Linked DNA regions of Homo sapiens: region 1 is linked to region 2. A link is a loop called in an ENCODE intact Hi-C map of the cell type or tissue named here. Cell type or tissue: endothelial cell of umbilical vein. All regions are shown on one strand. Links, peaks and the distances in the headings refer to the core of each region. The heading gives the core; the rest is flanking DNA.

Region 1 (12,213 bases), core at 1,803-9,802, 81 kb before region 2:
AGTAATTGGTACATAGACAGCTACTTTCCAGGTGTCCCTATTTAGTTTACTAGGGCTGCCATAACAAAGTAGCACAGACTGCTGGCTTACACTACAGAAACTTATCATCTCACAATTCTGGAGGCTGGAAGTCTGAGATCAAGATGTCAGCGGATTGGTTCCCTCCGAGGGCTGTGAGGGAAGGATCTGTTCCAGGCCTCTCTTCTGAGCTTGTAGATGGCCGTCTTTTCTCTGTCTTCATATATTGTTCCCTCAGCATGTGCCTGTGTCTAAATTTCCTCTTCTTACTGGATTAAGGTCAATCATATCCTTTAGGGCCCACCCTAATTACCTAATTTTAACTTAATTATCTTTTAAAGACCCTGTGTCTAAATACATTCAGAGGTCATGGGAATTTTAAAAAATCATATGCATTTTTAAAATTCAGCCCATAATACCCATACACAGACATGAACGTGTTTGCACTTTGGTTTCTTTCTATTGGATCGAACTTTATTGTCCATAAATGCTTGGATATTTTTTGCAAGACAATTGACATATGTCACCTGGATTTTAGCCACAAAGGACAAAGGCTTTGTAAGTATGATCATTTTTCTGGATTTAATTTTGACTCATTACCTTAAAATCATTAAAAAAATGTTATATGATAATAGCTCAGCTAATAGATATAATGCGGCATTCTCCCAAAAATCTAGTTTTGCTGTGTTTGACAGAGGAAGTAGTCCTCTTCAACTTTATTAAGATTTAGCAATGCTCCATTTTTTTTGTCTTATGCAATTATTCTTCAAGGTAATAAACGTGAGTCATTCTTTTATGATTGTTAATCTATTTTTATGTATCTGCATAATATGTACTTCATGGACTTTAATAAAATCTGAAGTGAGGTCCCCTTGAGGCCATTTCCAGGCTGGTTTTGCTGCAAACTGCAGTGAGTGGAAATTCAGTTAGTTCAGCATACAGTGTGTTTCCCTTTAAAATAGATGGGCTAATAGGAAGCATGTCTGTGCTGGCCTGGTATTATGGTTTGGCCTCAAATACTGGTTGTTAAAACAAACTACACACCATCCGAGACCTAACTGCCAATAATTCCATGGTGTAACATAACTTAGCTGAATATGCTTTTAGTTTGGAAAAGGTAAATAGGAAACAAGGTAGCAAGAATAAGCATGTCTGCAAGTATGCCATCTAACTCTACTTCTGGAAAGAATCCAGGAGATTACAGAAGGACTAAACTAAATCAGATAATTCTGTCAGTTTTCTGTTATGAAGAAATGTTCTATCTGAAATAATCAGTAAATACTTGAACTATTTATGGGTTCTACCTAGGATGTAAATATGAGACATTAAACTGACTGTCTGGTAGCATGGAAATTTTGTCTACACACAATGGAATTCCAAATATTTTTGTTTTCTGTAAGGGCATTTCCTAGGGTCTTTCTCTTCCATACCTCTGCCAAATGTATAATTACTCTTAAAATCATTGTTTCTTCCACATCACCACATTTTATTATTGCATATATCTATCCTTCCTATTTATTGCAAATCTCTATAGGCCAGAAATGCTTTTTCTATTTTTTTAAATTCACAATCATATTGTGTTACACAGTTTAAAAATAGAATAAGAATAGAATTAAATGAATTTTAAATTTTACAATCAGAGAATGAAAAGGGTCTTCAAAAGTCACTGCCGAATTTCACATTTTCGGGAAACTAGATGTCTACATTAGTGACAAACCCCATACAAACCCACAAACATGTCAGAGAAGAGCTATGAGCCTTAACATAATTTTTTAATGCATAAGCCAGTTCCTAGTGCCATGCTTTGTATCAATGATTACATTCACTGCCAGCCACACTGTGACGATATGTACTTCTCTTACAGCTGGAAAGTGGAGAGCTGGTTGCTGGATGTCAGTTCTCTGTCATTTGGTGCCCACATCACACAGAAAACCCAGCGTCGGCATAGTCCTTTGCATCAGTGACAGATGTCAGTAATATAATGTTGATAAGCAGTTGCGTTTGGAAATTAATATATTTAAGTGTTCTTCTCATGTGACTTACCTTCTTCACAATTACTGAATATTACTACATGCTGATTGAGACATATATTCAAATTCAGGGTAAAATTTTGTTTGTGTGTGTCAATTTTCTATTGACACTTGTGATTTCAGGAAATACTTTCATGCCTCCTTAACGCAAACACTACTCTTCATCTTATCTCCGAAGTCCCAGAAATGGTCTGGCACATAATAGGTGGTCTTATTTATTTACTTAGTTAATTATTTAAATTTGGCCATTCTTTGAAAAACAACGATGTTCTTGATGACACCTCATCAAGGCTAGTTTATTTTCTTACTGTGAGGGCTTTATATTCCAATTTCCCAGTTTTGTAAGTGATTCTTCTTTATTTATTTACATCCAACTGAAATCCCTTTTGCTTTAATATAAGCCATGTTTTTCTCATACTCCGGAACAAACAAAATATTAATTAAGCATCCTTTATTTATGCATAATACTTTTTGCCCATCAATTCTTACTTCTAGGGTTCGACCTTCCCCCCATAACTCTGCTGTCTGCTTTTGCCAAAATAGAGCTTCATTTGCAATTGTGTTTGCAGGCCTGTGTTTGTGTGTATGTGTGTGTATACTGTGTGGTAAGGGTGGCTGTGCTAAATGGAGATGGCAAATTGATTATTATCCTAACTCTTCTCAAGAAACTCATGAGTTATGCACGACCATTCGATGGCTAATGCGGGCATAGGACATTCTTAGGAACAGAGAAGCAGATGCTGGCAAATTTCAATGCCCTGTAGTAAACTACATTTGAAAAGCAGTAGCTAAAATATATATTTTTAAATACAGGTATAAAACAAAAATAGGGGCATAAGACAAAAATGAATTTATACAACCGTAAACCAAATAGATATGTGTAACCTATTTTTTGTGGTTAGTATAACCAGATGCTGGAAAAGTATACCAGGAATCACGGTGGGGATGAGGGAAACTGGAAATTTCTAACAACTGAGAGGACCTAGGTTTGTTTGATGCCAAGATATGCTTTCCCACTACACTTCCTCTTAATTATCATATTCTTAAATCTCTTAAAATATACCACCTTCCATTAGAAATGCTGTTTATTATCTACAAAGGATAAAATACCTTTAAAATTCTCTGCTACTTACTAATTGGGAGCCTGGTTAGAATGTCCAAACCTCAGTTATCTCATGTCTTAAAGGAATGTATTATACTTTCTAGGACTGCTTTAAAGATTAATTGAGATAATGTCTATAAACACCTGGCAAATAATACAAGTTCAGTAAATATAGGTTGATATTTTCTTGGCACATTACTTTTGGCATTGTAAACCCTGCCCCTCCCCCGAATATTGGTGGAATGTATGCGTGCATAACAATAAACTGGAGTAGACTTTTTAAAAGAATAAATACTTCAAAAACAAGCTTTTACATAGAAGCCATTTTGAAAGAGCTTCCAATAGTCAAATATACAACAATTTGAGCAATAAAATAAAAATGTGGTATTAGATTATAACCCAAAATATAAAATAAATATAAATGAGTCTATCCTGATATAAATTAGTAAAATAAAAAAGGAAGGGACAAATGTCTTTTATGAAAGGATTCCGATTAAGATATGTAGATACTCCCTATGCCGGTTTAATCATCTCTCCTGTCTTGAGTCTGGGCTGCATTTAGGACTTAGTGACCCTCTTACAAAGTATACAGTGGGGAAAGGAGAAAAACTTTACAGTGAAAAGACCTGAAAAACACTACATGAAACAAGCAATCAAGGTTAACGTCGCCAGTGGTGGTAGGTCACAGTACTTCATAAAACTCCATGACCCCAATCTGACCATGAGAAAAACATGAGACAAACCCAAATTGGGGGGCATTCTTCTAAATATCTGACCAGTATTCTTCAAAACTACCAAGATCATGAAAATAAAGAAAGTCTCAGACACTGTCACAGACCCAAGGTGACTGAGAAGATGTGAGGACTAAATGCAAGGTGAAATCCTGGGTTGGATCCCAGAACACAAAAAAGACATTAATGGAAAAACTGGTGAAATCCAAATAAAGTCAGTAGCATATTTAGTAGTAATGTACCCATTTAGTAGTAATGCACCCAAAAAATTAAATAAATGAGGAATTATGCACAATTCTATAAGGTGTTAACATTAGGAGAAACTGGGTAAAATGTATTAAAACTATGTACTATTTTTGCAACATTTTCTAAATCTAAAATTATCCCAAAGCAAAAACTGTATCTTAGAAAAAAAAACGAAAATCTTTATATGTAGCATCATGCATTCTTCATTAGCTAATTTCAAACATAAAGAAAATCCACCCAAGAAACTGAAATTCTGCCTCTTCTGTTCATCTGTAATATTATAATACAGTGTTTAGTGAAGCTGTGAGGCTTAATCAACTCGAAACGCAACATCACAAAGCTCTTTGAAATCCCAAGATGAAAGAAAATTATATAACTATGTAAATAAAGTCTTAGTTTGACCATTCAAAATGTTTCTCGGTACATACCTAAATAAAGAAATGAATCTGTGAGCTGTTTTCTCTAAACAAATACATTCTGTGTGTAATGATTAGTGCACAGTGCCAAAATACCTTATGGGAAGTTGCAAAATCCAATCAACTTAATTATTAAACATCTTGTGTCATGCAGTCCCACCCCCACAAAAAGTATTCTTGCTTACCACACCTGTATTTTTGCTTTTTGCTTTTTAAGGTATTAAAATTTAGACTGCATTCAGGAGCAGAATGGTACTTAACTTTCTATTTGAAAACTGTCAGGCAGCACTTTTAACGTATTGTGGGATGAGACCCATTGTATGATTGGTATTCCATCAAAATTACCACTCTGCAGAAATGATTCAATTTAGTTGGAGTAGCTAAATTGCCTTCATGTGACTTCCATATTTTTCGACACATTTCCCATTGTCTAATACTTAGGGTCATTACTGGATAATATTAATATTAAACAGGGACTCTGTTCTCTGTGGTTCTAGAGACTCTCTCAGACATCTGACACCCTTAGCCCCAGCCTTTGACCTTCGACATCATAAAGTTTACATTTTTGGTTTCAATTGACAAACTTATAATAGACTGTCATATTTTTGGTTAAACATGGCTGTAGCTATTAATACTTCCACACTACATTATATTTAATTTGGTCAGTGCAAACTAATGGTCAATCTGGTGAACAAAAGTTTTAGTTCAACTGTTGACCGAGCTGTGCAGCTTTTATTGTTTGCTTCATTAGAAGGTTGATCCCACTAATCCAAAATGAACTTAATTAGGATGTCTTTTTTGCTTGTTCTCAAAACATGTATTTAAAATTCAGGTCATATAACAGGGAAAGCATGGGCTTTAAAGTCATGCAGATCTTCCTGACAACTTTATTAACTAGCTGTGTGACCTTGGCAAGCCACTTGACCGCTCCAATCCTCAATTTCTTTTTCTGTAAAATGATCATAAAAAATATTAACCTTACATAGCTATTGTGAGGATGAAATAGATTAAAATGTGCAAAAGTACTTAGCATGATGCCCGACTCAATAAGTCTCCTTTCAACACTAAAATGATGTTAGAGACTGTAGTTACATTCCAAGTAGTTCACAAAAACCAAGACAGCCACACTATGTAACAGAAATATGTCTATCTCAATGAAAAAAAAATAAAAGAAATCATATTGTTGCCACATGTCTAATTAATGCAACATAGGAAATAAAAAATTAAATAAATGAGGAATTAAAGTTGTGTTCCTACATGCAACTTAAACATCTTGATTATTGGTGCTTGAAAGAAAGGTATATTTCGTAATGAAAGTTAAAAGTCCCTGAAGCTTTTCTAGTGGTTTTTTTATCTAATAAATATTATCATTTTCCAGGCTGGGCACTGGAAAAAGGGAAAAAAAATTATGCAGTGAGCAAATGAAGATGGGAACACTTCACTCTTGTTGCTTACAGTCTGGTGAGGGAGATATTTAAGAACAGATTTATACTTTCAGGCTGAGATAAGATCCCTGATGATGCAGTGAATAGAATGATGGAGATAATGATTTCCCTGGATGGTGGAAAAGGAGTAAGGACATGGTAGGGAATCCAGAACCAACTGACAAAGGCAGAGTGTTTATATGTGAGAGTGATCTATGGGATAAAACGTTAACTGACTTGTAATTGGTGAAAACAAGAGTGAGGATTTGTTGGTGCTTCCCCACAGGGAATGACTCAGGAAGGGAAAGAATGAAATGGTGAGGAGATAGTGTTTCTCCTACATTGTGGCTAAACCTGGGAGGGAGCTGAGTGCAACCAGTTGTTTGCATGTAGAGATGTATGTTTGTGAGGCTGACATTGGCCACTAAGAAATGAATACAAAGGTAGTTGATCCCAGAACAGTATAGATGACCTGTTTTGGAAGAATACAAATATACATAAAGCATGCCTGGACAATAACAGTATTAGCAATAGGGCTGTACCAGAACCATGAGCTTTAGAAAGGATAGTTACAGTCAGCAACCAAAAAAAAAAAAGGATGTTTTCTTTACATGAAAAATGCTTCAAACCTGTGTGAGTAATTCTGGAATTTTCAATAAGCCCAGTTGTTATAAGGAATGACTCACTCTTGCCTAATAAGTGAAAGAATGAAGTTTTAGAAACAAAATCATCTGTTCCCCAGCCGGAATGGTTTATTTCACAACTGAAAGTTTAACATTAAACAAATATAACTCAAGTCACAATGCAATGATGATTGATGTTTTTCATCAACATCCAATTATCATTCCATCAAACACTGTTGTCTGGGCCAAGTAAAACATAGAGTATGCATCTAGAAAGGGTTATTCTCTACACCTTTTCAAAATCACTTGCAGGATATAACTACACTTACTGAATTTCTGACTTGTTAGAGCATGTCACAGGGAACCTCTCCAAGTGAATTTGGGTGTTGTGTTATCGCGTGTGCTTTCCAAAGTATATTAGTTGCTTTTGCTATTTGAACTTAAAAAGGAAGCCCCTTTCATTTCTTTAACTTACTCCTTTAGAATAATCTGCATCTGTGTTTTCTTTGTCTTTTGTTAGCTGTGAAGGCAGCTACTTAGGTATCAGGCATGATGGTAGGCTGTGGTGTGAGGTCTTGTAGGAGGTGAGGGAAACTGGTGGGATTTCAGGAAAACAAAAACAAAATAAAAACATCCCTTTGACTGGGCTTCAAAGGAAGCCATCACATTCAGAAACAGCTCTTCAAGAAAACACAATCACTTCCCATTTTGTTCTGTGCTAAGCCAGTGGTTCAAAAGAGGAGTGATGGATGGCTTGGAGACTGCTGTAGTTAAAAAAAAAAAAAAAAAGAAAAAAAGCCTCACATTCCCAAGGATGCCTTTTGTCCCAGATCACTCTGCAAGCAGCTCCCTCAAAGAGCCAGGAAGCTTTCTCACCAATTCTCAACCTTCTCTCCTCTGGGAAGGCAGCAACAGCTGCTTCACCATCAGGAGTGACTTGCTGAGGAAGACAAAGAACGCACCTTTCCTGTCTGAAACTTCAGGGAGGGCTGAGCACTGAAATAAAATTAATTGCTCAAATTGGAACTTGGCCAGAACCCCAAGGCTAACAACGTACTGTTACAGGAGGGGGAAAAAAAGCTTTAATGAACTTAGGAAGAAGAGATCTAAAAATTATATCAAAACAGACAATACAACTTTTCCCGCCATGGCTTATTTCAGCAGGGAGTGACTTGGAAGGGAGGTGGGAGGGAAGAGTCTGGGTCTCCTGGAATTCTGGCTATCCAAAATCTGAATGAAATCATTGACTTTGCCTCACTTCTAAAAACTTGCTTCAACCTAGAATGATAATTAGGAAGCAGATCTGGTTTAATGTATTATTAATTTAATCTTAACCTTAGTTAAAATTCATAACTTCCTATTAAGGACATGGGTTCCTGTTGAACTGGCCTATCCCAAAGCTTATGAAGAATCTGTAAGATTGCACAAGCAGCATGCAGAGGCCTGAACCTAGCCCATGACAGGTTCTTCTCCCATCTCATCAGAGGGCCTCTGAGCACCGTCCCTGAGAACACAGGGAGAGGAGCACGCAGCCATGCAAATTTAAATTTAATTCCATTCAGCCAGCATTGGTGGGCCAGTTGGGTGCTAAGAGATGTTCAGTATCAAAAAGAGTATCACAGACAAGAGATGTTAATGAACCACTTTGGGCTTGGGGAACAAAGAGATAGGTAGCCTGTGATTTGAACCCAGAACATTAGAGGGAACCAGTACTGAGAGCACTGACTATAGAAATCGGCTCAGAAAGCACAGCCAGATGCACCAGATACAGCATACAAAGTTCAGAGATGGTCTGCGTGCATGTGCAGGATGCAATGTTTGCCTAGTGGAATAGTGGTCTCCCAGTGGCTGGGTATGGCCGATGACAAAGGACCCAGAGCAGGAGATGTTTGGCAAACAAGAGCCCTGGAGGTTATCATTAACTCTTTCAACAAATACATATATTGAGCATCTACTGTGTTATAGACATTGTGCTTAATGCTGGGGATATAAGTGATCAGCATGGTGGACACTGCTATCTAGGAACTTAGTTCACAGGGAATAGTAAGCCAGCGAAGGATCTGAATTTGTGGGCCAGATTCTAGTCTCCTCAGCAAGTAAACCAGAGGCCAGCCTTCATGTTGGAGTTCCCCATTCTAGATGGTGACAGGTTACAAATAAAGAACTAAAAAACAGGAAAATCAGTCTGCTAGATAACTAGTAGGCTTTCAAAGTAGGTTTCTCAGAGCTATCAAATGCCCCTGCATTGGCAAAGAACAGAGAGAAGAAAGAGGAGGGCTTCATTTGGACCAATATATCTATATACTTTCATCTGGCTTCCTTGTAAATAAACGTACTTTGTCCTGGTTGAAGAATACATTTCCTAATGGAGTGATTAAAATATCAAAGTAATACCATGCTCCAAGTTTGTCATTTAATAAATGGCAAATAAATGAAGCTTATTTATTTATTTAATAAAACAAATAATTCTTATGTATTTATTTTAAAATTAATAAGTGGCAAATAAATAAATTTTATTTCCCTTTTAGTAATTTTAAAAATACATAAATTGTATATATTCTATAAATATTTATCAAGCATTTACGATGTACTAGGAACTGTGCCAGATCCTCTAGATGCCAAGATTAAAATAACAAAAGTCCTGCCCTCAAAGAACTTGTAGTCAATTGGAGAAGACAGACAAGTAACTAGCTATTATAGCTATGCCTTAGCTGCCTTTTCTACCTCCATCCCTATCCTACTGGGATTCGAGTAGATCCAAGGTAGATTTAGGTGCTAGAGGTGAGAGTTCAGGCTAGACTAGGAAATCACAATGAAGGTGGACTGAAGCAGAAAGATCCACTTCAGAGTGAAATTGAGTTAAATGCATCAAGTGATTCAAAGGCTAAATTGAACACTAAGGTGAAGAAACAAGCCCAAAGTCTGCAATACTGGGTAGATCTAGAAGAAAGTGAGATGAAAATTGCAGAAGGAAACTGTGTGTGATAGAGACAGAGAAGAAGGTTGATCAAAAACTGAAAATATAGCTTATTGATCTCTAGCTTTATAGGGTTGGGAGGCTAGGCAAGTTTAGAAAAGTCAATACAGGGTAAAATAAAGACAAATGTATAAAGCTCTGGGAACATAAAGGAAGAGGACAGACCTCATTTGTGATGCAGCAGAGATGGTGAGAGTGGGCTTGTGGAGGTCTTCACAGATGAAGCAATGATGATTTGATTCTCTAAGCCTGAGCAGGAGTTAGCCAGACAGGGGAAGAAAAGGGCATTCCAGGCAGAGGCAACCCCCTATAAAATCACGGCAGCTTCAGAAACCTTGTCACAGTTGGCTTGATGGCTGGGCTTCTTAGGAGCAGCTGGAGATGAAGCTAAACTGAAGGCAGGAGTCAGATTGTTAATTTCATTTTAACTCTTTAATGAACTAGTTTAGGGAGAAAATTTTCATATTTATATAATTTGGATAGTTAACCTATAAATCACAAACTTTTAGATTCAGGGATAGTATAGAAAGTATCCAATAAAAATGTTTTTATTCACTCCCTTAAAAATAAGTTTCTATTTAGTCCACCATAAGCCAACTAGAATAATCTGTGACTTGCTAACAGTTGAATTTCGCATCCTTTCTTAGGAAAACATTAAATCTGCTTAGTTCAGTTAAAAAAGTGAACATAGCCATTTTCATGCCTCCTGATGAAATTATGGCCCCTTATATGATCCCAATACTTAATCACTGTTAAATATAAATTTAACTGCTGAGGGTTTAAGTTGCAAGGCTTGTATTTTTGGGTCTTCAACCTCTCATATATTTGTTTCCTCAAATTTTTCTGACTTTGAAATTGCATGAGATCGATTAAGTCATTAGCCACAAATTAAAGATTTGCCACAAGATTCTTCAGTCCTTTGTAGGCTAACATGTTGCTGCTGGCTGTTTATGGAGCTAATCTTAATCCAACATCAGGTTGCACTTGGTTACTGTTCCATCGTTTAATCAGTTGTTTGGGTGCTTGTGGTGGTGGTGGTGCGTAAAATACTGTTCTTAATTATAAAACTCCTATCCTTGGATCAACTTGTCCCAGATAACATTTGTTTCATCTTTATGCACATTCTTTTAAACATTACCAAATGTGCCATCACAGAAAATCACTGATTAAACATTTGGAACAAGTAGCTGGAATCATTTGGTGCTAACAGCAGCCAAGGCAGAGATGTGTGTTATGCAAAGCAGGAAACTGTGAGCACTTTCATCAGGTCTATTTATTGTTCAGCTTAGTTTATACTCTTTATTCTGGATGAATTAATAATAATCCTTTAGAATCACAGAGCACCTTTATTATAAGAATACAAAGCATTCTCTCATACCCTCTCTCTACTCATTTTGCAACATCCCCATAAAGCAGGAAGGGTCAGGTATTCAGACAGGAAACCAAAGCAGACGCTAAATGACTTTCCCCAGGACATATGGTTAGCCACAGACAGAACCATAACAAGAATGCGAGTCCCTTGACATCAAGGTCAATGTTGATGCCATCAGACTGGTGGTTCTCAAAGGATGATCTGTGAAGCCTCTCAGCTTATCCATAGTCTGGGGGTTGTGACGTTAAAGTAAGCCTAAAACACTTCCACTCATTGCTGCCATTAATTCCACACAATAAACATCTGGGATGTGACAATAGCTGTAATGCTGTTTGCTGATGTGAGGTCTCCCATCTTCAAAAAACATAAAAACAGTCCTTTCCTTGAACTTCCTTTGTGGGCTACTATTCATTTCATTCACTTCTTTCTTTCTTTCTTTTCTCCCTATCAAGAGCAGGACTCAGGCATGCAGGCTACAATGCTAGCACATCTTCAAACTAATAACTTAAATATTTGTTCAACACTTATTTAGTATAGATTGGTAGACACTGATTTCCTATTAGTAAATGTATTCTAGAAAAACAGATACAGAATAATTCACTTCAACTGGCTGACATAGGTTTAGTTCTTGTTCTTCAGTTTTATTTTTGCAATAATTTTCCAAATCAGATGACTTCTTAGGAAACATATTAAAGGATTTGAAATTTAGGCAATAAAATAAACCACTTGTTCCAGTAAACAGCACCACACCCATACATTATTCAGTTTCAGATTTAGCTATGACCGCTGAGTTAAGATTACTGAACTTTCGCATGTGTGCTGAAAAACACTACAACAAAAACCCAAAAACAAAACAAAAAACACAGAAAGAGAGATCAGCATCTAAGACAGGAAAGTTCTAAATATTCAGTGGAGGGCACAGTCCACTTTGCTGAGAGAAGGACCAGCTTTCATTTTGCTAGTTATGTGAAGAGCCCTGTGTAGAGCTTTAAAATCACTGGCACCATATTTCTGATTTTTTTTTCAAGATCTATAAATCTGTAGTCCTAACCTTTCTCACAGCTCCAGGTCCACATTCCAATGGCCTGATTGAGAAATCCACGTAGAATACACTGCTCTATATCAAACCCAGTAGGTCCAAACTAACTTAACATTTCTCCTTCAAACTCAACATTTCTCCTTTGAAGGAGCCACAAAAGTTCTATAAAGGACACACAAAAGTATTTTTTTTTTTCATTTACACTTCCTTCTGAAGGGCCACTAACTTTAGCGTT
Region 2 (12,213 bases), core at 2,633-10,632:
CATTACTATGGTATATATTGTACCAAAAGAAAAATTAAAAGTCAAATCTAACTGTATCAGTGTGTATAAGAAACCATTCTCTCACAGTACATCTGTGATTACTTAGAGTATAATTCTTTGTGATTCTCAGTATCAAAGATCATCCAAAGCTATAAGCAAAGTAAGAATCTTTTAAGCATTTGGTATATTCTCCATGATGAATCCAAAGTCTGCCTTAACATCTAGAGTTAAATTTCATAATGTCTAAATTCTGTTCCATTTAAAGACTAGAAGTAACTCATTTCATTTGATCATCACTTTCAATTTGAAGGACTAGAATATTCCTGGAAAGAAGTGGCTTTTTGCTCCCTTTATATTATTTGTCCACTATCTGTATACAGAGGATGAGGCATGATGTCATGCAACAGCTTTCTGGTCATGCATGAAGTATGAAGAGGCACGGAAGGGGAAGAGGTGCGTCTTACATGGCGGCAGGCCAGGGAGAGCATGTGTCAGCACAGAAAAAACTACCATTTATAAAACCATCAGATCTCATGAGAATTCACTCTCTATCACAAGAACAGCATAGGGGAAACCGCCCCCATTATCAATCATCTCCCACCTGGTCTCTCCCTCAGTACCTGGGGATTACAATTCAAGATGAGATTCGAGTAGGGACACAAAGCCTAACCATAACAGCATCTAACCAGGTTCAATGACAACATAAGGAAGAGTTTAAAAGGCATGCCTAAATTTGAAAATAGAGTTTAGGTGGAAATAACAGGTGAGACTATTTTGTTAATGGTATTTAATGTCTAGACTAATGTCTACCTCAATAAACACATTGATTTTTTCTGACTTGTATTCTAAATAACTTTCTATTAAGATTTTCTCTCAGATATGTTACCATTTGCAATTATCTTAATAAACCCACAGCTTCATTTTGAAAGTTGTATTGATTTTAGAAAGGGAAATTTCTATGACTGGCAAATGGCTTGTACATCTGCTCAGAGAATGGGAAGTTGTGAGGCCAAGCAGCAAACAGAAGGCAAAGTCTCCTATGAGAGAAGAGAGTCATATGTGCTGAGTCATGGTCTAAAATGATCACAAATCAAAACATGGAGTGCAGGAGAGGCACACTGGTGGCAGGGAGGAGAGCATTCGGGAACTCCTAACACCCGACTACTTTGCACCCAGTGAGGTCAGCCTCCTCCATCCTACCTGCCTAGCAATGAACACAAGTCCCTCCAGGACCTTGGTTTAGTAAGGCCTTGACAAGGCCATCCTGCGTCCTTTACTTCCAAATATGGACCTGCACGTGCATATTCCCTCCTGAAATGTATTGCCAGAGCTACCCGATATGCTTTCACTCTGCTTAGAAGTATTTGAACTTCTAGACGACCCCTACCAAACTTCTGGGGACAGTTCTATTTTCATCGTATGTGACTTCATGCCTAACCAATTTATTCCCTTCAAGGTGATCTTACGAAATGCAAATTTGATCATGTTCTGCTGTTTGAAAGCTTTCAAAGAAAAAAAAAAAAACTTTATTTTTCTAGTCAAAGCCTCCATCTTTGCCCTGTTAGATAGCCTTACGTATGCTGGGCATAACTCTGACTCCTTTATCATACTACTGATTACAATGTAATCTTATTGCTGTTGTTATATTGTTAAGTATTATTATTATGCTTATTATTTTCCACTTTCCTCTACAAAACTATTGATCTATAAAGGCACTGCTTGTTCAATGCTACTTCCTTAGTACAGTGTCTGTCAGATAGCCGGCACTCAAAAATAGTTTTTGAATGAATAATAAATGAATGAAATATATTACTCTTGGCTCCTATTGTTCATTTCTGTCTTACAGAAGTTATATTTTGGAAGAGGAGTATTTGCCCTGGAAAATTAAAAAACTATTTTTAAAACAATTTTCTTTCACATTTATATATAACATAGATGACATATTGTATTATATGTCAACATATACATACGTTAGAAAAGCTCAGGACTGCTGAGATTTTGCTATTTGTACATATATATGGAATCAGACCCTCCGCATCATTGTCATGGTTGTCTCACATCAGTGAGGTCTTGACACCAGTAAGAAATAAAGAACATTAGAAGAATGGTGTAAAAACACCCTTGCTTAGATCATTCTTTATCATGGTTGAAAAATTCCAAACACCATGTTGGGGCAGATGCAGATTATTATTGGCCTTTACATTTCAGATTTCTTTTTCCTTGTTAAAACTTCAAACTGAATTTATTTTATTTGTCTTACCATTATGAAAAGGTGCACATATTTCAAGCAGAGGTGAGAAAAGGGAAGTCGAGAGGAGTCCATTCCAGCCAGAAGGAAAAGCCTGTACGGAGACAGACAAATAGGAAGCTGCAAAGTGTGCCTGATGATTCAACTGTGCGCATGCTAGGAGCTCAGGTTTGGGTGTGGCAGGTAATGAATGACAGAAGGTCAGACTAGAAACATGAGTGGATCAGCTCATGGAAGGCTTGGATACTCCACATACTCTGACCAGACTCTATTTACTTATATAACTATGGGGTGGCACAAATTTAAATGTAGGATTTCATCACTAGCAGAAAATCAACATAAATTTCAGATGTGATTTCAAATATAGAGACTCAGCACAGATGTGGGATGCATCTTCACTGATAGGTTGATAATGCTCTGGGTTAAGAAATCCATCTGATGTGTAAAATCAGGAAATGGGCATTGTCAGATAACAGAGAATCAATCAAGTCAAGTTGATAGGCTTTTCCCCTGGTTGTGGAAATTCGAGGAATAAATGCCCACTGGATTCACAAATAAGTATTATCTTGAGCAACAAAAGTAAACGAATTTTTATAGAGGTGCGTGGATGCCCGGTACAGTGGTTGGAGACTGTAATCCTAGCTACTTAGGAGACTGAAGCAGGAGGATTGCTTGATGCCATGAGTTCAAGACCAGTTTGGGCAACATAGTGAGACTCTACTTCTAAAACAAAACAAACAACAACAAAAAATTTTAATCAGCTGAGTGTGGTGGCACCTGCCTGTTGTCCCAGCTACTAGGGAGGCTGAGGCAGGAAGATCTGTTGACCCCAGGAGTTAGAGGCTGCAGTAAGCTATGATCATGTATAGTAGACATACCCGATAGCAAAATCTTAATCAAATCCTGAGAATGACCCTGTTTGGTAGATGCACCTGAATGTATATACGTTCAGAATTCCAAACTGTGGAACCTAGGAGTAGCCAACACCAAGATTCATTCCTTATCTATGAAGAACACCTGAGTTTCTGGCCTGTTCCCTTGGAACACGGGCCACTCGAGGAATCAAGCCCCTTTGTTTTGGGTTAAATGAAGGCTGCCAGGTGGAGGTTGTTAGGGAGAGGGTGCTAAGTGAAATGTCATATAAACCACATGCTTCTTGCAAGTGGTTGCAGTTCTCCTGTACAGCTCACTGCCACTGGACCAGCTCTATGTGTAAGTTTCCTTCAATAAGACCCCATGTCCTGTTTGCTGGATCTGAGTCTCTTTCTCAGCCTCCTGAACCTGATGCTATCCCTACTGATGTTACTGGAGTGCCACTGCACTCCAGCCTGGGCCACAGAAGACATTTCATCTCAAAAAATAAAAATAAAAATAAAAAAATACAGGCCAGGTGTGGTGGCTCACACCCGTAATCTCAGCACTTTGGGAGGCCCAGGTGGGTGGAACACCTGAGGTCAGGAGTTCGAGACCAGCCTGGCCAACATGGTGAAACCCTGTCTCTACTAAAAATACAAAAATTAGCCAGGCGTGGTGGCAGGCACCTGTAATCCCAGCTACCCGGGAGGCTGAGGCAGGAGAATTGCTTGAACCCGGGAGGCGGAGGTTGCAGTGAGCCGAGATCGTGCCACTGCACTCCAGCCTGGGCAACAGAGAAAGACTTCATCTCAAAAAAAAGCAACAAAATACACACACACATATATATATATATAAGTACATATATAGATAGATAGATAGATAGATAGATAGATAGATAGATAGATAGATAGATAGATATAATTTAAAGTGGGGGTGAAAGTAAGACCAGGAAATGAAGCTAGAGACAGAATTTTCTGAGAACAATAGGGCAGGGGAAATGTCAAGTGTGTCCAGGTAGCCTTCGGCTTTTACTACTTCACTGATCCTTAAGATAATTACTTCCTTCTTACTAGCCTCCCTCTTCTCCTGTCTCCAGGTGCTGCTTGCATCAATGCTGGTTCAAAGAAAAACTATAGCTGGACAGCAGTTAAAACAGTAAAACCAAATTTTTGCAGGACTATTGTAATAGGTGAAAAGAGACCTCAGTACAAAACTAGATTAAATTCCAAATACAGCATGGGCAAGTGGGACTTTATAGCCAAGGAGCAGGGTGAGGGTCAGTGGATAAAGGAAACATTGTGGGTATTGGAGTTTCTTACTAAACCATCCTAAATGGATTCTTGCTGAAGACCAGGGAGATCAGACATCACTTGGGGAGTGGTGGAGAAGGAAGAACCTGATAAGATATCAAGAATGATCTGATATTGGCGAGGTGTAGTGGCCCATGCCTGTAATCCCAATACTTTGAGAGGCCGAGGCAGGCGGATCACTTGAGGTCAGGAGTTCGAGACCAGCCTGCCCGTCACTACTAAAAAAAAAAAAAAAAAGGCCGGGCACGGTGGCTCACACCTGTAATCCCAGCACTTTGGGAGGCCGAGGCGGGTGGATCACAAGGTCAGGAGATCAAGACTATCCTGGCTAACACGGTGAAACCCCGTCTCTAATAAAAATACAAAAAATTAGCTGGGCGTAGTGGCGGGCACCTGTACTCCCAGCTACTCGGGAGGCTGAGGCAGGAGAATGGCGTGAACCCAGGAGGCGGAGCTTGCAATGAGCCGAGATTGTGCCACTGCACTCCAGCCTGGGTGACAGAGCCAGACTCCGTCTCAAAAAAAAAAAAAAAAAAATTAGCTGGGCATGATTGTGCGTGCTTGTAGTCCCAGCTACTCGGGAGGCTGAGGCAGGAGAATCGCCTGACTCCCAGAAGGTGGAGGTCACAGTGAGCTGAGATCACACCACTGCACTCCAGCCTGGGTGACTCCATCTCAAAAAATAAATAAATAAATAAAATAAAATAAAATAAAATAAAATAAAATAAAATAAAATAAAATAAAGAATGATCTGATACAAAGGATGGGGGATCCCGACTAAACAAACTTAGCAGGGACTTTCTAAAACTGGATTTTACAAGGAGGTGCACAGATGGGCCTAGGAGAAGGTCCAGGAACCTGACTAAAGTTTGGTAAAGCAAAGAATCCTCATGATGCTCAAGCAAAGCACCTTTCTTTACCTCTGCCACTAGAAAGGAAGGCCCTTGGCTACGGACTTGTTCTCTGCTAGATGGCAATGACTGGTCCAGCTAGTGAATGATTGAGTTCTCTGCTGCTGCCTTTTGAGTACTATCGTAGCTCATCTCAGATCAAATATCCACTTTCTTTTTCTTCCTATTATTTTTTAATTTGAATGAAAAATTTCAGCCACACAGAAAAGTTGAAATATTTAATGGAAATCTGTGTGTCCTCTCTCTTTCTCTTTTATTCTTAAGATTCAGAGGGTACATGTGCAGGTTTGTCACATGGGTATGTTGGATGATATTGGGGGTTGGGCTTCTAGTGAACCCAAATAATGAACATAGTACCCACTAGATAGTTTTTAGCCTGGCCTCCTTCCCTCACTTTCACCTTCTGGAATCCCCAGTGTCTATTCTTTCCACCTTAATACCACGTGTAGTCATTGTTTAGCTCCCACCTATAAGTGAGAACATGCGGTCAAATGCCCACTTCCCAGGACCCCAGAAGACAAGTAGGATTGTCAGGGAGGCTTTCAGCATTTCTATAATCAAAATAAGCCAGTAAACAGGGTGGCTTTAGTAGCAGCATTTGAGGAGAAATATTGTCAAGAGAAAACAAGCTGAAATCTCAGACACCGTCTTGCCTAACGTAGGACATCTGGTTACCTTATACTAGTATAGTCAATACATCAGAAGAGTCTAAAATGCAACATCCTGATGACCATATTAACTCTCCCATATGAAGCTTACCCTGGAATTTCCTGTATTTGTGTTTCAATTTCCGGGTTTATTTCTTCACATTCTTCATGAAAAGAGCTGGGGGGAGTGGGGAGAGAGGGCAGCAGGAAAGAAGAAAGGGAGAGAAAGAAGAGAAACAGAAAAAGTGTTCAGGAGATTATAGCTGCTCTTGTCATGGGGGCGAGGGTGGGGGGATGTGGGGTGGGTGAGTAGCTAGATGGCATGATGAATATGTTAATTGGTTTCATCGTAGTAATCATTTTACTATATATGTATCTGATAATGTCATGTTGTGTATCTTAAATATGTAAAATATTTATTTTTAAAAGATTTATGAAGGTAACATTTAAATGAACATTCCCTCCAGAAATGGGGCAGAGGGAAGTCCTTAGCCTGAGGAAGAGGTATTTTAAGCAGACATTTAATGAATACAAGCATTCAAAAGAGGTGTGAACGTATATGTGTTCTGATTACAGCAAACACCATAAAACAAATAAATACTTTCATTAGCTAAGAACTTTAAGTAACCATTTGCCAAGTTTATCTTCAGAGTCTTTCCTGTCAAATGTCAGAATTGTAATTTTAGCTGTTCTTTTAAAATAAGGCTTAATTAGGACCCAAAAGTAAGGAAGAGGATTTGACTTTTCTATGACATGGCAAAAGGGTGCAACCAGATCGCGTTGCACAGCCCATGGGAGCAAAGTCCTAGCTCTCAAATTTCTTTTCTTCAAAGTTATAGGAAGCTGCGACAGCTAAGATCTCCAGGGCTGTCTTTATTCAGTGGCTGAGCAACAGGACACTCACTATTCACTTATTTGTCTGCTTTGTATGGCTGAACAGCCTAAGAGTACTCTCTAATTTCATGTAGAGGAATCTCTTACACATGTAATTTTGAATGAAAATTACTCAATTCTTAAGAATTCATTTTTTAAATAGTGGTAAAAAGTATTATCAAAAAGAAATTACATTTGGTTTTAATCTACTTTTGTACAGAAAATTACTATTTTTTTAATTAATTAATTTTTTTAGAAAGTCTCACCACATTGCCCAGGCTGGTCTCGAACTACTGATCTCAAGCCTTCCTCCCACCCCTGCCTCCTGAGTAGCTCGGATTACAGACTCGAACCACTGCACCTGACCAGAAACATATTCTTAATGTTGTGAAGTAGGCAATTACGTCTGAAATTGCTGGGCTTGCAGGACTGAACCTGGGAAACAGGCCTTTTGCCGTCTATGACTCTGCCAAATGGTTTTCATCTTTCTTCATTCATCTAATGGGTATGATCAGTGGTGTACTAGAGCTGACTGTACACATTTCTTCCCAATTCCATATTCAATAACTTGGGTTGCTTGAAATTGGCCATAATGAGATTATTTACACCATGAACATGGGCAAACACTACAAATATCAAAGGTTTTCCCCCAGAGAGCTAGCTGTTAAACATTTACTACACAACTGAGATTGAGTGTGATATTCATATTTATAGTGTAATGACAAGTTTTATAGGCATTGTTGAAAAGTGTGTTTGATTTTGCCATTTTCTATGTAAATTTGAATATTCTGATTTTGAAACTGATCACCAAAGCAGCTGATATATTTATTTGAAGGTGGTCTATTGTAAACCATTAAAACTATTACAAAAAATCATAATTGAAGAGTTTGATTCCCCATTATTTTTAAAAACAAATAACTCTTAAATGGGAATGATCCCACACTAGAATTCAACATGAATTGGTATGTTTGCTTATTCATGACACATTTGGCCTATCACAAAGCTCCATTTGCCTTTCAGCATGATGAGAAATTGACTGAAGCTGACATTAAAGACCCTCAAAAGGTATTTTGTCCTGAACCTTTAAGGGTTAGCTAGAGCTGGCAAAGGTTACAGAAGGAAGTAGATGTTCATAAAGTGTAGTTTGGAGTTTGATAGGGTAACATGCTTCTTTCTCTTAGATCAGCAAGGATAACAGAAGGGACCAGACCACACAGAAGAGATATCACCTTTGTGCAGTTAAACATAGATACTCCTTTTAGGATAGATACAAATCTGTCCAGAAGGCCTCCCAGAAGGAATTATATACTTGCAAAACCACAAACCATGGACTTGGGTCTGTTTCTATTAGGGAATTCTTTCCCAGACATTATGTCACTTTATTTTTCTTTTAACATTGTTTGTGAACAGGTCTGCAACTATAGAAAATGTGTTGATTATACCTGTCACAATGAAACTGTTTTCCAAACACTTTACAGTTTTCATGCCAATAAAATAACTTGGAACATCTAGAGCAGATAGTTTAATCATTAAATTTTATACGTATTTACTTATGACATCATTTTCTATTTCAAACATGACCAGATCCCATATTCTCTGTTGAGATTGAAGAGGTCATTTTATATATAACAAAAAAGTATCAATTTTTTCAAACAAATGATTAACCATTTTTTAAGTTGCTTTTTCAGGCTGGAAAAAATGGGTAGCCAAGCATTTTCTGAATGGTCAAAGGAATATCAGAAATATGTATTTATGAACAGTATTAGCAAGACAGAATCAATCACTTTACGGATATGTAGGCTGAGGTCTTGAAAAAAATCAAAGAATTATAGATTTTAGGAGGTGGAATCTTAGAATTCATGTCTGATTGTCTACTGTAACAGATGAAGAAGCCAAGTGGTGCAATTAGATGATTTGTTAGGGGGTCATATATCTGGCAGGTGGCTGAAGCCTTTTGGCTAAATCAGGCATTCTAATTTCTGAGACCATTTTCCATAGCACTGTGGTCTTTCCAAGATATACAGCTGACATGCCAACATAGCATTTACAGTGTTAAAATCGTGCCTCCTTTTCACCAGAGGGACTTTAGTAGATTTCAAATAAACTCTTTTGTTTAGTGTTTTCATTTTTACAATTATATAATGTAGCACCTTTACAAGGCATATGTTGACACACAGCATTAACTCTTCTAGGTTAACCATGTTACATCAGACTTTCCCAGGGGTAGGTGTTATATTTCTGGAGATATGTTTTTAGTCCAATACTTGTAGAAGTCAATATATTTCAGTAGGAATTATGCTTCACAGCTGGAAAAATTAAGACAAAAAGGTTACTTAACATATCCAAACTACACTCATAGTTAGAGTCAGGTCATTTCTATCTTTCAAATTAGATGGCTTGCTACTCAACTACACATCAATTTAATCTTTAGTAACACAGAGGAAAACCACAAGAGAAACCTAGTAGCTTCAATTACCCATAGCAAACATGCATTTACAGATGCCACTTCAGGGGCTATAATAAGGGGAAATTGACTGAAGGTCAATTCCACATTGGGATTCCACATTCCCAATTCCACATTGGGAAAAGCCCCCAGTACAAAGCAGAGAACACATTCTGAGTTCAGCCCCCAGGTAGGAAAACCCTAATACTCTTTAAAGTAGGGATCACTATTTGGAAAATTAATTCTCTAGTCTTTTAGCTCTACTCAAATTTCATATTCATCTTTCATATGTGACTTTTTATTTGCAATGCTCAATTATTAGTTTTAGACTTTTAGAGTTGAAAGGGGTCTTGAAGATCCAGCCCCACACAGCACAGAGATTCATTCAGCATTGCAAATAGTCATCTATCTGTTACTTAAATATATCTAATGAGAGAATACATGTATTTTTTGTCAAAAATCTTACAAAGGCCCCAGTACAATGCAACACAAATATATCACTTCTGGGGTATATCTCAAAATTCATAACATCAATGTAATAATAAGAATATATCAGACAAACTCAAAATGAAGGATACTCTACAAAAGAGCTGCCAGTGTTTTGATCTTGGATTGATCTTGGACTGCCCAGCCTTCAGAACTGTGAGCAATAAGTTTCTGTTATCTATAAATTAACAGGTGTAAGGTATTTTTCATAGCAACCTGAATGAACTCAGATAGTATAAAAACTGGGGAAGCCCAAATGTTAATTTCTTATTTTGATAAATATACTATGGTTATGTAAAATGTTTATATTAGATATAAATTACATGAGAAATTAACATTAGAGGAAGCTGGGTGAAGCGTATATAGAAACTCTCTGTACTAGCTTTGTAACTCTTCTCTAAGTATAAAATTATTTCATAATAAAGTAAAAAGTATCTTGGCTAGATGCGGTGGCTCACTCCAGTAATTCCTGCACTTTGGGAGGCCAAGGCAGGTGGATCACATGAGGCCAGGAGTTCGAGACCAGCCTGGCCAACATGGCAAAACCCCATCTCTACTAAACATACAAAAATTAGCCAGGTATTGTGGCATGCACCTGTAGTCCCAGCTACTAGGGAGGCTGAGGCAGGAGAATCACTTGAACCCGGGAGGTGGAGGTTGCAGCGATCCGAGATCACACCACTGCACTCCAGCCTGAGCGATACAGCGAGACTCTGTCTCAAAAAAAAAAAAAAAAGTATCTTAAAAAGATATTACTTCCATTTTATGATGAAGAAACCGATTGACTAAGATGTGAGAGTTAATGAGTGAGTTTTTAACTTCAGCCTGTCCCTTACCTTTTTTGGTAATTAAATCAACGTTTTGTTGAGAAGCATCATAAAAATGAGGGTTGGACACTTCAACGCCGTTTCTGCCACTCACAAACCTAAACAAATTTCCTTGGCTGTAAAATGTCATGGTGATTGGCACAATGTACATGCTCAATAACTGTTAGCCACCTACTGAACATCCACTGAAGGCACAGAAAATGACTTAGCTAATGTCCAAGCAGCCACTTTAACAGCAGTCCTCAAACCTGGCTGAGCAGCAAAATCAACTGGGGAGCTTTTGAAAAAATGTAAATTCCCAGGCCTCATTGCATTTTTATAAATCTCTCCAGGGGACTCAGATGTGCAGCCAAATTTGGGAGCCACAGTTGTTTGGTATTTAGAGAGTCACCAAGGGGGAGTTTTTTCTATAGTGTTCCTTGAAAGTCAAGAATTTAAACCTAAGCCTCTGAATAAAGAACCAATAGATCCTATATAATAGGTAACATTATACATAGTTTTACCTTCCCTGAGGGAGCATTGAGAAAGGGGCATTTGTATGTTATTTAAGGAAAGGTATAACTGCAGAAACTTAATCTCCTAGACAATCCTAAATGCTATTAGAAATTTATGTATTCTCATTATAATCACTTTGTATTTAAGCCTCTTGCTTTCATTTTTCAGTTTACTAGAGCCAGGAACATACCCTTTCATTTAGCATGAGTTTGCTCACTCGATTAGTTAGCCATCATTTTTCAGAAAATAGCCATGACAAATTTGGTCCCAGGTGGAAAAATCTGCCTGGAACAGGGGACAGCATGAAAACACCAAGTGAAGACAAAGAATAAAGAGGGGACATTGCATAATGATTTATATTTTCACTTAAGGGCCAGGACTATTGGCTAATGAAGACCGTACATATTTTTAAAAATATTTACATGCATATGCATGCACACATACATGCACGTGTGTGTGTGTGCATATACATATACATATGTAAACTAAGATAAAGCCAAATAAATGGTTTTTGGGGGGTGGGAATGATAAGGCCAGGATGAAAGACAGAAGTGAAGAACTAAACAAGAAAATAGAGAAAAGCAGGTGGGTTACTAATAGAAGCAAAAATATTTTGGGGAACTGAGTTCTACCACCACCAGTAGCACTTTAGGGACACTCAAATCACTGGTACTGATTGAAGAAGTATTCAAATCACTGGTACTTCCGCTTCAACAATAAAGATGTTTCCCAAGGCCTCGTTCTGTCTTTATTTCATAATGTACCTTGGAATTCCTATATTCATGCTAACTGCTCCTTTGGGACAGAATTTTATTTTATGCTCTTTTTTTTGTTACAAAGAAGTCTGTAAGAATTGTGATTAAAAACAACATTTTGTGCTGTGCCTTTTAAGCATCTGCACATGCTCTGCAATCTTTGGCCTAATTTCTGTTCTTGCTGTGTTCCCCTAAAAAGCTGCTCTGAGAACACAGCATATTCAAAACCAATGGGTACTCTGTGTATGGATTAACTCCAGGAGTTTCATACAAAGATAAGGCAGTGGCCTGTTAATGAGCAAAGGTCAGGCTTGACTTAGAGAATGGTCTCCCCGTTGCTTAGCCTGCTGCCTTCTCTCATCA

What was found. Peaks named below come from ENCODE experiments on the same cell type or tissue, not always from the same donor. Only the 100,000 strongest peaks of a DNase experiment are listed, where the experiment ranks them.
Region 1: it touches region 2 in a loop (2.8-fold over the local background); 2 of 110 quality-filtered maps call a loop at or near these places.

Annotation. Positions count from the first base shown.
Region 1 is chr12:59,036,036-59,048,248 of GRCh38, reverse strand. The region is part of intron 2 of LRIG3-DT (LRIG3 divergent transcript); the gene reads right to left. Among named protein-coding and RNA genes, the nearest start is that of LRIG3-DT, 120 kb to the right of the region's middle. In endothelial cell of umbilical vein, for the core only: no CTCF peak of the experiment used is centred there; DNase peaks (open chromatin) are centred at 6,398, 6,508 and 7,328; H3K27ac peaks cover 2,477 bases.
Region 2 is chr12:58,955,980-58,968,192 of GRCh38, reverse strand. All of the region lies in intron 2 of LRIG3-DT (LRIG3 divergent transcript), which reads right to left. Among named protein-coding and RNA genes, the nearest start is that of LRIG3-DT, 41 kb to the right of the region's middle. RefSeq lists enhancers at 1-344, 2,265-2,434. In endothelial cell of umbilical vein, for the core only: no CTCF peak of the experiment used is centred there; a DNase peak (open chromatin) is centred at 6,092; H3K27ac peaks cover 1,634 bases.